Linked DNA regions of Homo sapiens: region 1 is linked to region 2. Evidence: chromatin contacts called from ENCODE Hi-C or POLR2A ChIA-PET data. All regions are on one chromosome and are shown on one strand. The core of a region is the stretch at or near the end of the contact, and the rest is flanking DNA. Distances in the headings are between cores, read along the strand shown.

Region 1 (6,749 bases), core at 3,382-5,881, 1.7 Mb before region 2:
CCATGCCCAGTTAATTTTTGTATTTTTAGTAGAGACGGGGTTTCACCCTGTTGGCCAGGATGGTCTCCATCTCTTGACCTCGTGATCAGCCCGCCTCGGCCTCCCAAAGTGCTGGGATTACAGGCATGAGCCACCATACTTGGCCAAGTAATACCTTTCTTACCACATCTCTAAATATTCAAATCCTATCTGTCTTTAAGACCCAACTCAATGTTATATCCTCTGTGAAGCCTTCCCTGATTCTCCAATCAAAAGTAATCTCGTCTTCCTCTGACTTTCCATCATACTCTGTTTCCTCAGTGCCACTTAAGATTTCCAATTCAGCCGGGCGTGGTGGCTCACGCCTGTAATCCCAGCACTTTGGGAGGCCGAGGCGGGCGGATAACCTGAGGTCAGGAGTTCAAGACCAGCCTAACCAACATGGAGAAACCCCGTCTCTACTAAAAATCCAAAATTAGCCGGGCGTGGTGGCACATGCCTGTAATCCCAGCTACTAGGGAGGCTGAGGCAGGAGAATCACTTGAACCTGGGAGACAGAGGTTGCGGTGAGCCAAGATCATGCCACTGCACTCCAACCTGGGCAATAAGAGCGTAACTCCATCTCAGAAAAAAAAGACTTCCAATTCAGTATCATACTGATTGTGACAGGCATCACACTTATTGCTTTGACATTGGAAGGGGTCTCAATAAACACCTGCTTGATAAGTGAATGACTATTACAACAATTGAAAATTTCATCTTCATCTAGTAAATTTTAATTATGGAAATATCCAAAAGTCATTTAGGCTCAAGAACAGTAAATGAAGTAGTTGAGCTCAAGAATGCCTACTTCAGTCAAAATGTACACTTTCTTGACCAAAATAAGACTAATTTGGCATACGTATGTAAATAATCTGAAAGAAATTCCCAAAGAAAAGCACTAGAATAAGGATATAACCTCCCAAAGTAACTCCCAAGAAATACTCACCCAGATTACATAAATTCCAGAAGATTTGTTCTAAAATCAGTTTCATTATTTTACCGTAATACTATGTTTCTTTTCTAGCAAATTCAGAGTTCAATTATCCAGTTCTATTATTTCTTCTTCTAATATATTTCTGATTAATTCCTTCTCCATTTTCCCTGCCACTCGCAAGTCCAGGCCTTCATTTTCTTCATAACCAACCAATTTTAAAAGCTTCCCAATTTGTCTCCCTTCCCATAGTTCCTTCAACAATATTTATTGAGTGATCCTATGTGCCAATTTTGAGGGCAGGAACTGAGGACCATATAAAGAAATATCAGACCAGGCACAGTAGCTCACAACTGTAATCCAGCACTTTGAGAGGCCAAGGCGGGAGGATTGCTTGAGCCCAGGGATTCGAGACCAGCCTGGGCAACATAACAAGACCCTGTCTCTATTTAAAACCAAAATAAAATTTTTTAAAAAGAGAGGAATATCAGACAAGGCTTGACCTCCAGGAACAATCTTGAAGCATGTACAGAATCCACATATTTAACGGTCACAGTTGGCACCAAGAATGTGAAGCAATGGGTAGGTCCTCTGGCCTCCCCAAAACACACTATACTATTCTCACACGCCATTCTCACGCAGTCTTTCTCACACACTATTCTCATCCTCCTTCCCCTCCTGCTCTCTTTGTTCATCCTTTTGGATAAGGCCTATGTTACACTGCCCATATGTCACGCACTAACTTCATCTCCAATTTCTCTCCAACTTGTCTCCTGAGCTGCAATCAAGATAATCTACTTGCTGTAACCTGGAAGTGACTTACTCACAAGTACCTTTGTTCATGATTAACTATTTATCAGCACAATCCTCCCTACTTTGTCTCTGCTAACCCATAGCTACCACCAATCTCAAGTCCCCTCTTTTGTATGTGTTGGAAAGTATATAACTTAACTACATATCATTGTTTTCATCTTATAACCTTATTTCTTTTGTATTTGTCTCACAGTGTGTATTACAGTGTTTCCTAACTAAGGCCGTATATCACAATCACCTATGGAGCTTCCTAAAAAATACGAAGGCCTGGCCGGGCACAGTGGCACATGCCTGTAATCTCAGCACTTTGGGAGGCCGAGGCGGGCAAATCACAAGGTCAAGAGATGGAGATCATCCTGGCCAACATGGTGAAACCCCGCCTCTACTAAAAATACAAAAATTAGCTGGCCACGGTGGTGCGAACCTGTAGTCCCAGCTACTCGGGAGGCTAAGGCAGGAGAATCACTTGAACCTGGGAGGAGGACGTTGCAGTGGGCCCAGATCGTGTCACTGCACTCCAGCCTCGTGACAGAGGAAGACTCCATCTCAAAAACAAACAAACAAACAAACAAACAAAGGCCTTCAGCTACTTGGGAGGCTGAGGTGGGAGGATTTTTCTCAGTCCAGGAGATGGAGGCTGCAGTGAGCTATGATCACGCCATTGCACTCCAGCGCCTGCGTGACAGAGCGAGACCCTGTCTCAAAAAAAAAAAAAAAAAAAAGCAAAATACAAAGGCCTTGACCCGTGGGAGCTGGACATCTTAATTTCTAAAAAGCCTCACTGATGATTTTCATGAACACTCTTAAGCTGAGAAGCACTGATTTATTGCAGTGTTTTCCATATAGCAGACATTCAATGCTTATTAATTCATGGCATGGAAGCCCATAAATAACTTTTCTCTAAATAGCCTAACCAGATATCAACCCCTAGACTACACTAGCTCTGTTCCAAGTGCAACATGTGGTTTTAAGATTTCATTTCCTGAAGTACTACATGGAGAGACACTATTACCTTGTCTCTTTACATTGTTTCCTATTTGTTGAAAAATGGAGGCCTGGAATGCAGCCATGTTAGACAACACTACATAAGAATGTACTCTGGAGTGTTCTGTTCAAATTAGTTATAAAAAGAAGAACAATGTACAAGTAGACATTGTGAATGAATACAGCATTCTTACTGAATGAATAGATTCTTACTAAAGCTATAGAGAAGAAAGATCAGGAATTTGGTCGGTGGTGTCACCCTGTCTTCCTAGCTACCAGTCTCCTAAATTGCTTGAGACAGTCCAGGGACCCCTGAAGACTGAGGAAGACTTTCAGCTGCTAAAGAGCCTCTAAGTGCACTAAAGTGCTCAAATCAGAAAAGTAACCCAAGCCCCACCCAGACAGACCCACAGTTGCCGCCCAACTGCCCTGACACACACTATTTACACAGCTCAGTGGGGGAGCAGTATGAACTTTTTCCAAAATTGTTCCTCACAAGCAGGACCAGTCTGAGTCACCCACCCAGGGTGGGAAAGAAAAGTGTGACATTAGCCAGGGGAGTCTTGGGAGACTGGTCTCAGCACCTCTTTTTTCCCATTTCAGACGTGGGCTCCACCTCCTCCAGGAATCACCTCGGTTATGAGTCACAGCTGTGGGTTACAGGGGTCTGCAGAGCCACCAGGAAAGTTGTGGATGGGGAGCGGATGCCCCAGCCTTCTCTCCGGCAGGGGCGGCAGATCCCAGATTCCACAGGCCTCTCCCAACAGCTCCATCTTGCTTCCTGCCAGGAGGAGGGGCCAAGGAGGGCCCCCGAGTCTAGAAAGGCCCCAGTGGGAGGAGGCCGTTTGACAGCAGGTAACGCCAGGTGAAAATGTCCACAGGAGGGAATGAAAGGAAGGGCAGCAGGGCTGAGCGGAAGGAAAAACCGGGCTTGTGGTCACGAATGACTGCATAAAGGTGTGAGAGTGCCAGAGGAGTGAGCATAAGTAAAATGCCCAGGAGGGAGGAGGAGGCGACAGAGAGTGAGGCAAGTGAATAAAAGGGCGGAATACAGGGAGCTCTGGGGAGCGGGGGTGGGCGAGGCGGGTCTCAGGGTGAGGGGCAGAAGTATTAGAAAGGAGGACAACGTGGCTCAAATAAGGATCCCTAGAAGAGAAGGCAAGGGATCCGTGGGAAGGCCCGCTCTCCCTCCCCCGCACAGCCAGATCGAGGAGGCCTAAAAGGCGCTGAGAGCGAGGAAGTCAACGTGGGGGCGAAGCCTGCGCGGGGCAGGGACCCTCGGACATCCCAGCAACTCTCATTTATTGGGTGTCTGCTGTGGGCCACACGCCGCGCGAGGCACTCCACGAATAATACCTCGCCATATCTTCACGACAAGCCCGCAAGGCAGCCTTTTTCATGACTGCTCCCATTTTATAGATGAGGACACTGAGGCCCGGAGAGGCTCAGGACTCGCTCAAGGTCACAGGGCGGAGAAGAGGCCATTCGAACCCTCGGCGCCTGGCTCCGGAACCCACGCGGAAAGCCACGGCCAGCGAGCCGGCCACAGGCAGCCGCGACGCGGGCCGGGGCCCCGGGGATACCTCCCGCGCCCGCTCCCGCGCCAGGCCCTGCGCGCTCACCCGGACGAGGTTGCTGACGGCCGCCTGCACGGCGGCCACGGGCGCGGTGAGGTCAGGAATGGCTTTGCCGTCCACCTCGCCCTCCTCGTGCATTATCACCAGGTGGGAGATCTGCTGTGCCACCGGCTCCAGGATGCTCTCGATCGTGCGCGTATGAAACACTGGCATCGCGGCGGCGAGCGGGGCGGCGAACCGCGGGCGACAGAGAAGTAGGATCCACGGGGCCGGGAACCGGCGAAGAGACAGACTGTGCAGCGACTACGGAGTCGGGGCTTCCCTCGGCGTAACCAGCCTCACGGGCTCCCCGCCCCCTCTCGTCGCCGCGCCCAATGGCAGCGCAGCTCAGACCTGGGCCGCCACTCCTACTGGTCCCTTTTCGAGATGCTCCGCCCCAGCCACCGCGCCGCCAAACCCCGCCCCTCCCCCATTCCTAAGGGAGGGGCCTGGGATTGGGGCTGAGCCGCCGGGATTGCTACCGGATTCCCGAGCCCTAACGCCGGGCGCTCCTTATAAGGGCATGGTGGGAGCGGAGCGGGCCGCTGGAGCCGGCTGGTCCCGCCCCCGGGCCGCCTCCCGCCTCGGATCTGGGGGGCTCCGCCCCTCTGCAGAATCACCTCAGCGGGGCGGGGTCTCCTCACCTCAAGCGGCGCTAGAGTTTGATGAGACCAAGGGGTCTCCCACGTCCCCTCCTCAACTTTTCCCTTCACACGAAACCCTCAAAATACTCCTTCCATTCCCTCCCAGCAATGCATGGGAAGGTTTTTAGTAAAAGATTCAAACAGCAGAGGTGCACTGAGAAACAGCAGCGTCCCATTCACGTAAACGCAGACTCCGCCCCCTGCCCTCCTCAAAGACATTCTGTTTAACAGCTGGGTGTGTAGCCTTCTAGACTTGTCTATAGATTCACTTCTACATATATATTTTCTAACTAAATGAGATTAATAAACATTTTCCTGGAACTAGGTATGATTGCCCTTGATTAAAATGCCCTTATCTTTCACTGCTGGTAGAGGTCTACCTCATTCTTCTTAATGACTGCATGATATTCCATTGCATGAAATAAAACTATTTACAGAACCAATTTCCTACTCATGGACTTGGGTTGGGTCCTGGTTTTCACTATTAAAAAACAATTCTGCATGAATTGTACTTACCCCTGTGCTGTGCATCTGTGTATTTATCTAGCGCAAATGCCTACCAGGAAAGAGAAAAACGCAAAAGTATATGCATTTTATATTTTGATAGGTAAGACCAAATTATCCAGTTCCCTCACGCTTTGTATAAGACATCTTCCAGGCCGGGCGCGATGGCTCACGCCTGTAATCCCAGCACTTTGGGAGGCTGAGGCGGGCGGATCACGAGGTCAGGAGATCTAGGCCATCCTGTCTAACACGGTGAAACCCCGTATCTACTAAAAATACAAAAAAAATAGCCAGGCGTGGTGGCGGGCGCCTGTAGTCCCAGTTACTCATGAGGCTGAGGCAGGACAATGGCGTGAACCCGGGAGGCGGAGCTTGCAGTGAGCGGAGATCGCGCCACTACACTCCATCCTGGGCGACAGAGCAAGACTCTGTCTCAAAAAAAAAAAAAAAAAAAAAAAGACATCTTCCAAACGTCTTACTTACTTCAAATTCGCTTTTGCCCAAGCTTTCCCATTCTGAGGTAAACACTTTCAGTAATGCCTCCAAGCAAAAGATTCTCACATCAAATGAAAATTTTTGTCTAGTCCTACCACAACCACCACAGCTGTTTTCTCTGCCCATTACTTTGTGTTAATAGTATAAATATTTGGGTGATGGGGCCAGGCACGGTGGCTCACGCCTGTAATCCCAGCATTTTGGGAGGCTGAGGCAGGCAGATCACCTGAGGTCAGGGGTTCAAGACCAGCCTGGCCAACCTGGTGAAACCCCGTCTCAACTAAAAATACAAAAATTAGCCAGGTGTGGTGGCAGGTGCCTGTAATCCCAGCTAATCGGGAGGCTGAGACAGGAGACTTGCTTGAACCTGGGAGGTGGAGGTTGCAGTGAGCTGATACCGTGCCATTGCACTCTAGCCTGAGCAACAGAGTGAGACTCCCTGTCCAAAAAAAAAAAAGTTGAGTGATGGAACGATATGATTTTTTTATTTTAAAAATTATTTTATTTTATTTATTTTTATTTATGTTTTTATTTTTTGAGATAGGGTCTCACTCCGATTGTCCAGGCTGGAGTGCAGTGGTGTGATTTCGGCTCACTGCAGCCTTGACCTCCCCAGGCTCAGGTGATTCTCCCACCTCAGCATCCCAAGTAGCTGGGACCACAGGTGCATGCCACCACGCCCGGCTAATTTTTGTATTTTTGATAGAGACAAGGTTTCGCCATGTTGTCCAGGCTGATCTC
Region 2 (7,492 bases), core at 1,039-3,538:
ACATACACGCACACATATACACACAGAGTTTTGCATATAATTTCGGCGGCTTTGTGACTCTTCCCTGCCCATCTCCCCTGCCAACCCTGACGAAGAACCTCTGCTCCTCGGCTCTGGTTGGGCTTCCTGAGGCTGTGGAAAGAACAGGGCACTAGAGTCAGACAGAGCAAGCATGGCTTAGAATCCCAGCTTCTCCACTAAGAAGCTGTGTGACCCTAAACAAGTTATATAACCTTGGTTTCCTCATCTATAAAATGGGAATTATAACATCCACCTGCTGTGGAAATTAATGAGTAATGCATATAAAATGTCTGGCCCACTAGAAATGCTCAACAATATTAGTTTAATGAATGCTTAGTCTCGACTGCCAGGAGTGAACTTGAGGACATTTCATGAGCCGTTAGGGGGTCAGCTCCCCTCACTGATGTCCAGCACCTGGCCCAGGGTCAGCTACACAGTGGGTGCACATCTTCAGTGGGGTGGGTCCCCCTCTCCCAAAAGGTGGCCACCTCTGGCTGGGAGCTGGCAGGACCCTTCTCAGCCAGCAGGGGGCAGAGTCGGTCCACTGGACCCTGGCCGCCGGCTCAGGCTCCCTGTGGCCAGATGCCAGCCCTTTTCCCTGCAACTGGAGAGATGTGAGGAGCAGAGGACTAGGGCAGGGACTGTTGTCCCCAGAGCACTGGTCCTGTCTGGGTGTCAAGGCTCTTCCCACAGCTGACAGAGCCTGTGATTGGAGCTGGGAGGATAAGGCTCCCTGGAGCCCTTCCTGTCATTTTGTTCCTAAGCCTCTTAACCCTACACTGGGAACTCCTAGATAGGCAGGCAAGCACTCAGCAACAATTGGCTTAGGGGATGAATGGGGAGATGGAGGCACAGAGGCAGAGCCCAGATTCCCTCTCAGGTCTCCAGTTCCCTAGACCAGGCCTCTCCCCAAAGGCCCCAGGTCAGCAGTGTGGTAAGCAGGGATCTAAAGGCAGGGCGTCCTGCGGTCTGGGCCACGTGTGTGGGAGGACGCTGCCTTTTCCTCAGACTCTCCTTTCAGGGAGTGTGCGGGTCCCTGCTCTGGTTTGAGAGGGAACCAACTACTCCTCTGGTCTGTGCGGCACCTCCTGTCTTGGGGCCCATACCCCTAGAGTGCCCTGGGCATGGGGACCCGCACCCACTTTGAACCTGGTATTTCTGGCCAGGTCCGTGGGCCACATCCACAGGCGAGTCACTGACCACCTGGGTGTCGTCTACTATGTGGGAGACACTTTCTCCGAAGAGTACACAGGCTCCAGCCTCAAAACAGTCGAGCGGAATGTGGAAGATGATTATATCGCCAACCTCCGGAACAACTGCTGGAAGGAGAAGCAGCAGAGTGAGTGTGGGGGGAAGGCGGGGGCTGTATTTGGGAGGTGGCTTGGGATGAAGCTGGAAAGCAGGGGAAGGAGAGAGCCCTGCTCACCCTGTGCTCTGAGGGCCCAGCCCCTGGCACTGCCCTGCACCAGCCACCTCCCAGACAAGAGCTGGTCTCCACTCCTGTGTTTCTCCGGGGCTGGGAGCCAGGGGCCACCTGGTAGTTTCCTCAGGTTCCCGTAAATCACTGCCATCAGCCCAGCATGTTGGCTGCCAGAGGTGAGTGTGTAGAGATGGACTGGAGCGGATGGATCCCTGGCCACCCCCTGACTGTGCTCCTGGATCTGTCTGTGGGACCCTGGGGAGGCCTGACCAGGATGACAGGGTCTCACCTTGGCTGGCCTCACTGCATTCTAGAGAAAGGCGCCTCTGTCACCCTCGCCCACATAAGGACTGTAGTCTCTGCTCCTCCATGGTCTTCCTAATGGGAGGCCAGCCCTGCCCAAGCCCCGGGCATGTACCAGCTTTCCTCCGCCCTCCACAGCCCTCGCAGGCTTCCTTGCAGGCTTCGGGAGGTACTGGGTGTGCACTAACCCTGTCCCATTGCTTTGCAGAGGAAGGCTTGCTGTACCGGGCACGCTACTTTGGCGACACAGATATGTACCACAGAGCACAGAAGATGGGCACCCCCAGCTGCAGCCGACTGTCAGAGGTGCAGGCCTCCCTGCATGGATAGTCCTGGGCCAGCCACACCACCGAGGTCCAAGTATGAGCCAGGGCTGCCTCCACCCTGCAACTCCTGGCAGCTTTGGCCCTGGTCATGAGCAGAGGAGGGAGGGGGAGAAAGGGAGGAAGCCTGGTGATTGTGGCAAAGACTCCTGTCCCCAGCCTGACCTCCAGCCTCCAGAGACCGAGCAGCTGTGGGGCCTGCTGGGAAACCAAGGTCGGTTTCCGCCCTCTAGCGATGCTGTCCTCCCCACTCCTCCGCTCTGCTCCCTGGCTCCAGGGGTGTGGGGGACCCCAGAACCAGGCAGAGTGGGAACTTGAAACTGTTGCTGAGGGCCACCCGGGGCTTCTTGGTCCACTCCAGCCATCAGTCAGCACGGCCCTTTCTCCAGCACAGCAGACTATTGTCCGTGCCCTGGTATTTAGGCCATCACATATGGTGGGGCCCAAGAGAGCCCCATATGCACACTGCCTGCCTGATACCAGGAAGAACCATGTGGGAATAGGTGGGCCAAGAGCCCTCCCCTTTCTCCATCCCTCCAGCTAGGAGGAAATGGAGCAAGATGAACAGGCAGCCACGAGGTGGGTGGGAGCTGGCAGTCTTGGTGGCGGCAGGGGCCGCGGGCCCTGACCACCCCCCTCTGGTGGGATCTGAGGCACTCTCTCGAATGCCGTCACACCTGGCAGCCTGGAAGCCACAGGCATCCGGCCTTGCCCAGGCATCTCGCCTGCGGTCTGAGGAAGGGAACAGAAGGTCATGAGTTCAGGGTCAGACGCAGCCGCTCAGCACAGGAGGGGTGGAGGGGAAATGAGAGTTGCTGGTAGCAGGCTCCCTCCTTCTGCAGCCCGGCGAATGGGGGCGCTGGGCTCTGTTCCCAGCGTTTGCCAGAGGTGGCCACTTCAGCCAAGCCCAGAGAAGTGTGGGCAGAAGCAGTGAAGGTTCTTCTCTGTGTGGGTGCCCTGCCCACCCCCTCCTTTGCCTGTGTCCTCCCGGCCTGGATCCATGGCTGACTCTGCCTGGAGGCCATTTGTGCCTGCCTCTGTGCTGCCGCAGGAGGGCAGGCCGCAAGTGGGGTTGGTGGGGGTCGAGCGGGCAGCACGGTGCAGCGGTGCAGTGGCAAGGGGGGCTACTTGTGTGGCATAAGCTAGAGGAGCCGGTGCCGCCTGAATGCCGAGCTAACTGTTGCCACTCTCCTCCCCAGACTATGAAATCCCTGGAGAATTTTTGGTGACATGCACTGAGCCAAGGTGATGGACTGTATATTTGAGGAAAGACAAACAAAGAAACAAAATTAAAATGGAATTGGAGGCCGAACGCTGCACAGCTGCCCTCTCTCTCACCCAGTAAATGCAGAAAGCTCTTAGGACAGACAGAAAACCTGCCATGGGGCTGCTTCCCTCCCTCGCAGGGCTGGCGGAGGCTCCGCATCGCCTCTCTCCTAGGATACAGAAACCATGGCAACGAAAGTAGAATGTAAAACTCGCAGCAGATATCAGTGGGAAGGGCTGGGGGAGGGGGCACCCAGCTGCCTTTCCTCCCTCACAGGAGCCACCACCAGCCACCTCTCAGGAGAAGCCAGAGGCCCTGGCCAAAGATAGGAGGAAGAAAGAGAACTCTCCATAGAATGTAATTTATAGATGCGTGTATATGTATATATATCTATTTATATGTAAATAGGCATATATGAAGATATATATATATATAGTCTACTTTTTAAACTCTGCAGGGATTTGGTTAAGTTGTTGAGCTGATTTCTTCCATGTTTTAGAAAATGAGGCCTGTTTGGGGAAGGTACCCTGGTGATGTTTTTGCTAGACATTAGCTGTAGCTGACAGCATAAGGAGAGTCGCATCAGAGCTTTTCACAGCCCCCCGAAACCCCAGCCTGGTTTTGATGGCAGCAGTAATCATGATAGTGTGAACCCGCGAAGGCCTCAGGATTATGGTTAACCTGGAGAGGAGCAGGCCATGGAGGCAGGTGCCAGGTCAGTATTGAGTCACAGTAGAGGCCCCACAAGGACCTGCTTGGGTGAGACCACCTCTCCCCTCTCAGCAGCGCTGGTGGGCTCTTTGTCCTGGTGCCCAGGAGCCCTCCAGCCCCCTGCCCACAGAAGGGAAGGCCTGCAGAGGGGGCCAGGATCTACCTAACCATTTCCCCACCCCTAAGTCCCTCAGTGGGCTTTGCCTTATAGGTGCCACAGGGCACAGCTCCATCATTGCCACTGGTTTTTCCTAAGTCATGCACCAAGGACTTCAGAAAGTTCTTCCTCCGAGTCAGTCAGTGGTGCCGGGACCCCAGGGCAGCCTCCTCGACTCCTGAAGAAAAGGCAGTGCCCGTGGCTGCCTCTGTCTTCACTCGCTGTTGATGTGACCGCCAGGCCTCCTCTCGTACCTTGGACAAAGGATACACCTGAACCAGAATAGTTTTCTTACCCTCACATTGAAATGAGGATTTTGCTTAAAACAGCACTTGCCGCCAGTGGGAGGAGGGAGGTTTTATTTATTCCCACAGTTTCTCCTGGGCCTTCTGGAATGACCATGTTTTCCTGTGGCGGTGGGTGTGTCATTGCGCCCGCCGTCTTCCAAAGCCTTACTTCCCCAAGCTGCCAGCCAGGAGGTGATAACCACCCTCCCAGAGTTTCTCTCGGCTCTTTTTTTAAAAGTCCCCCAACAAATAGGATTCTTGCTGGGAAAGGAAGTTCGGTAAGGAAATGTCAAATCTGGTTTTTAAACAAGGTCCAACCCTGCAATGAAGCAGCCACTTCAGCCCAGAGAGATTATAAGAACTGATGTGGCCAGAGTGCCTACCCACTGTGGCCCCGGTGCTCTGCCCCCACGCCCCGACCATCTGGTCTTGGTAGATGTCCCTAGACGGGCTGAGCCATGTGCAATAAGAACATAGATCCTAAAGGATCCTCTGGAAGCTGTATTTCTTGAATTAGAATTCTCAAATTGTACATCTGTTAATATATGTTTATTATGTGACTGGCCGTGGTGGGTCTGCATTGAGCAGGGAGGCCTAAGGGGTGGGGGGGAGGGGGCACAAGCCCCTGCTGCTGCTGACACTGTCCAGCCTGTGCCACAAGGAGCTCTAGATGATGAGCCTGAATTTCCCCCGACCCCTGGCCCTGGCTAACAGCCACTTAAGCCACACATGCTGTTCCAGAACTAACTCCATCCAGGCAGAGGGGTGCTCAGGTGACTGGGGGGCTGCAGGACCTGAGCAGTCTGGGTCCCTGGGGTCCCCAGCGCCAGTCCTGGCTGGGCATCTGGGCCACGACCATCACCCTCTGCTTTTCCCTCTCCCAATCCCTCCCCCCCACACCCTCAGGCCTGCCATGTGCCCGCAGAGCATTCGAAATTCCCGGCCCCAGCCTGGAGCTCGATCCCACTCAGGAGCCAGATCCTGGGAAAAGTGTTGCGAGTTTGTTTCCATCGTCCTTCCCACCATCCTCCCCCAAACCGCCCCCGCAGCCCGCCCTCCTCTCCAGGAGGTTGAAAAAGTTTAAAATGTGGCAGCCCAAGTCGGGTCGGGCTCCTGTGAATGGAGCGGCAGATCTGCCCAGGCCTCCCAGAGACAGGGCCCGGCAGCCCTGACTGGCGGACCCAGGCCCCTCCCGCGGCTGCACCAGCCAAAGACAGGCGGGCTGCCCAGTGGTGCCACCGTGGCCCGGGAGCTCATTGGCTGCCCCTGCCCAGGGTCACCACTGCCTGCCCTGGTGTGCAAGCCGCCACTTGTTAGCTGCGGTTGGCAGAGGCGTTGCAGGCACCCCCATTCACCCACCTCATCCCCCCTGCCCTCCCTGTGTGGCTTGGCCGTGAGCCAGAGGAGGTGGGATGCACGCTCTGACTGCAGCAAAAAAGGCTTTGACAAGTGTCCCCCACCCACTGTCAGGTGGCAGAACGCGCCACTGCATCCCAGCTCCCTGGCTCCACTAGCTTATAGCCTTGTCCCTTGCTGCTCCCAGGTCCAGAGAAAAAAAAACTGCTCCAGGGACAAGGAGCACACACCCGACCTGCCTGTAACCTCATCCCCACCCCACATTGCCCAGACAAAGTCACCTGGCGTCTGGAGCAGGCACACAGCCATGCCAAGAATCAGGTAAATAGACTGTTGACATGGTTCAGAAGCAACCCAGCGTCCCTACCAGACATCACGCCATGTGACATGAGCAAGTCAGCTCATTTCCCAGAGCAGGAAACAGGCTTGGGGGAGGAAAGTGGCGCCCAGGGTCTTGAAGAAACTGTGCCTGTCTCTGGGGTCCTTGTAGCAGAGTGGTCATTCTACAAACAGTTGCTGAGCCCAAATTTGCTGCACTCAGGGAAATCAAACCCACTGGTGTCAGGTAGAGTGGGCAGAAGACCCGAGTCCAGGAGGGTGGAAAAGGATGAAAAGGCCACACTGAGGATGGTGGCACTTCATCTGATGGGCTTGGCCTAGGGAGCAGCTGCCCATTCCAGTAGGTGTCTCCTGGCAGTGACACGGGCATCCATCTGGCTGCACCAGGAAACGTCATCCCCAGGAGGCAGCCTCGCAGCCCCCACGGGGGCTGAGGCTGGATCTTTGCCATTTACTGACTGGGTGACCTTGGGTGTCCCTGAAGGAGTTCAGGAAATGCCACCCCAAAATCTGCCATTTTGGTGTGCTGATTACTTCAAACTGGGGGCACTTGAGCAACAGCAAGTGCAGGAAGGGCTTTCTCTGAAGTTGCCTCATCTGCCTAAGTTGTCCTGAACTCCCTCCTGGAAATCTTACCTACCAAGGAGGATTGACTCATTGACAACAACTGCCTATTATTCTTGGGGCTGCTCAGACAACTGTTAAGACCTGAGAGACTGACTTTTTTTTTTTTTTTGAGATGGAATCTCGCTCTGTCACCCAGGCTGGAGTGCAGTGGCGCAATCTCGGCTCACTGCAAGCTCCGCTTCCCGGGTTCACGCCATTCTCCTGCCTCAGCCTCCCGAGTAGCTGGGACTACAGGTGCCTGCCACCACGCCCGGCTAATTTTTTTGTATTTTTAGTAGAGACAGGGTTTCACTGTGTTAGCCAGGATGGTCTCGATCTCCTGACCTCGTGATCCGCCCACCTCAGCCTCCCAAAGTGCTGAGATTACAGGCATGAGCCACCATGCCTGGCCGAGACTGACTTTTTATCTGCATAACGAGACAACTTTTGCTCACCATGCAGTTCCTCCCCTCACCCTCCCAAACTTGCATTGCCATCACCCACCAGAAGCTCCCAGCCCGTTTTTTTTTTTTTTTTTTTTTTGGTTTTTTTTTTAAGGTACAAAGGTTATCCTGGACCCCAGTTCCTTTTCTGTAGCTCAAGATGTGATCTTTCTTGAAATTGCATATTTTGTGGGGCTCCCATGCCTATGTACGTAATTAAATATGATTTTTCTCCTGTTAACCACTTTATCTGTCCATG

What was found. Hi-C counts contacts between places; a loop is a spot of excess contacts on that map. ChIA-PET counts read pairs that join two places held with the same protein, here RNA polymerase II (POLR2A). Pooled maps may share reads with other maps.
Region 1: a loop to region 2 is called in a map with no recorded cell type, with 6 times the contacts of the local background. The contact joins the promoter of VCL here to the enhancer-like site in region 2. A Hi-C loop is called at or near these places in 1 of 37 single-sample maps with no recorded cell type and 3 of 50 pooled maps. POLR2A ChIA-PET finds 5 or more read pairs at or near these places in 1 of 52 experiments (K562).

Annotation. Positions count from the first base shown.
Region 1 is chr10:73,995,998-74,002,746 of GRCh38, reverse strand. VCL (vinculin) reads right to left here and starts at 4,631. Exons shown (of 22, transcript NM_014000.3): 1 at 4,372-4,631. The coding sequence starts at 4,539. RefSeq lists enhancers at 3,679-4,330, 4,403-4,602 and silencers at 4,283-4,332, 4,663-5,022.
Region 2 is chr10:72,330,392-72,337,883 of GRCh38, reverse strand. It overlaps DNAJB12 (DnaJ heat shock protein family (Hsp40) member B12), which reads left to right. Exons shown (of 9, transcript NM_017626.7): 7 at 1,188-1,360; 8 at 1,953-2,104; 9 at 3,267-5,021. The coding sequence ends at 2,074. Among named protein-coding and RNA genes, the nearest start is that of DNAJB12, 21 kb to the left of the region's middle. RefSeq lists enhancers at 1,978-2,097, 2,658-3,067 and a silencer at 5,574-5,823. Within about 2 kb of position 2,288, at least 36 of the 41 ENCODE cell types and tissues checked have a DNase peak (open chromatin) inside an H3K27ac peak, as active enhancers do.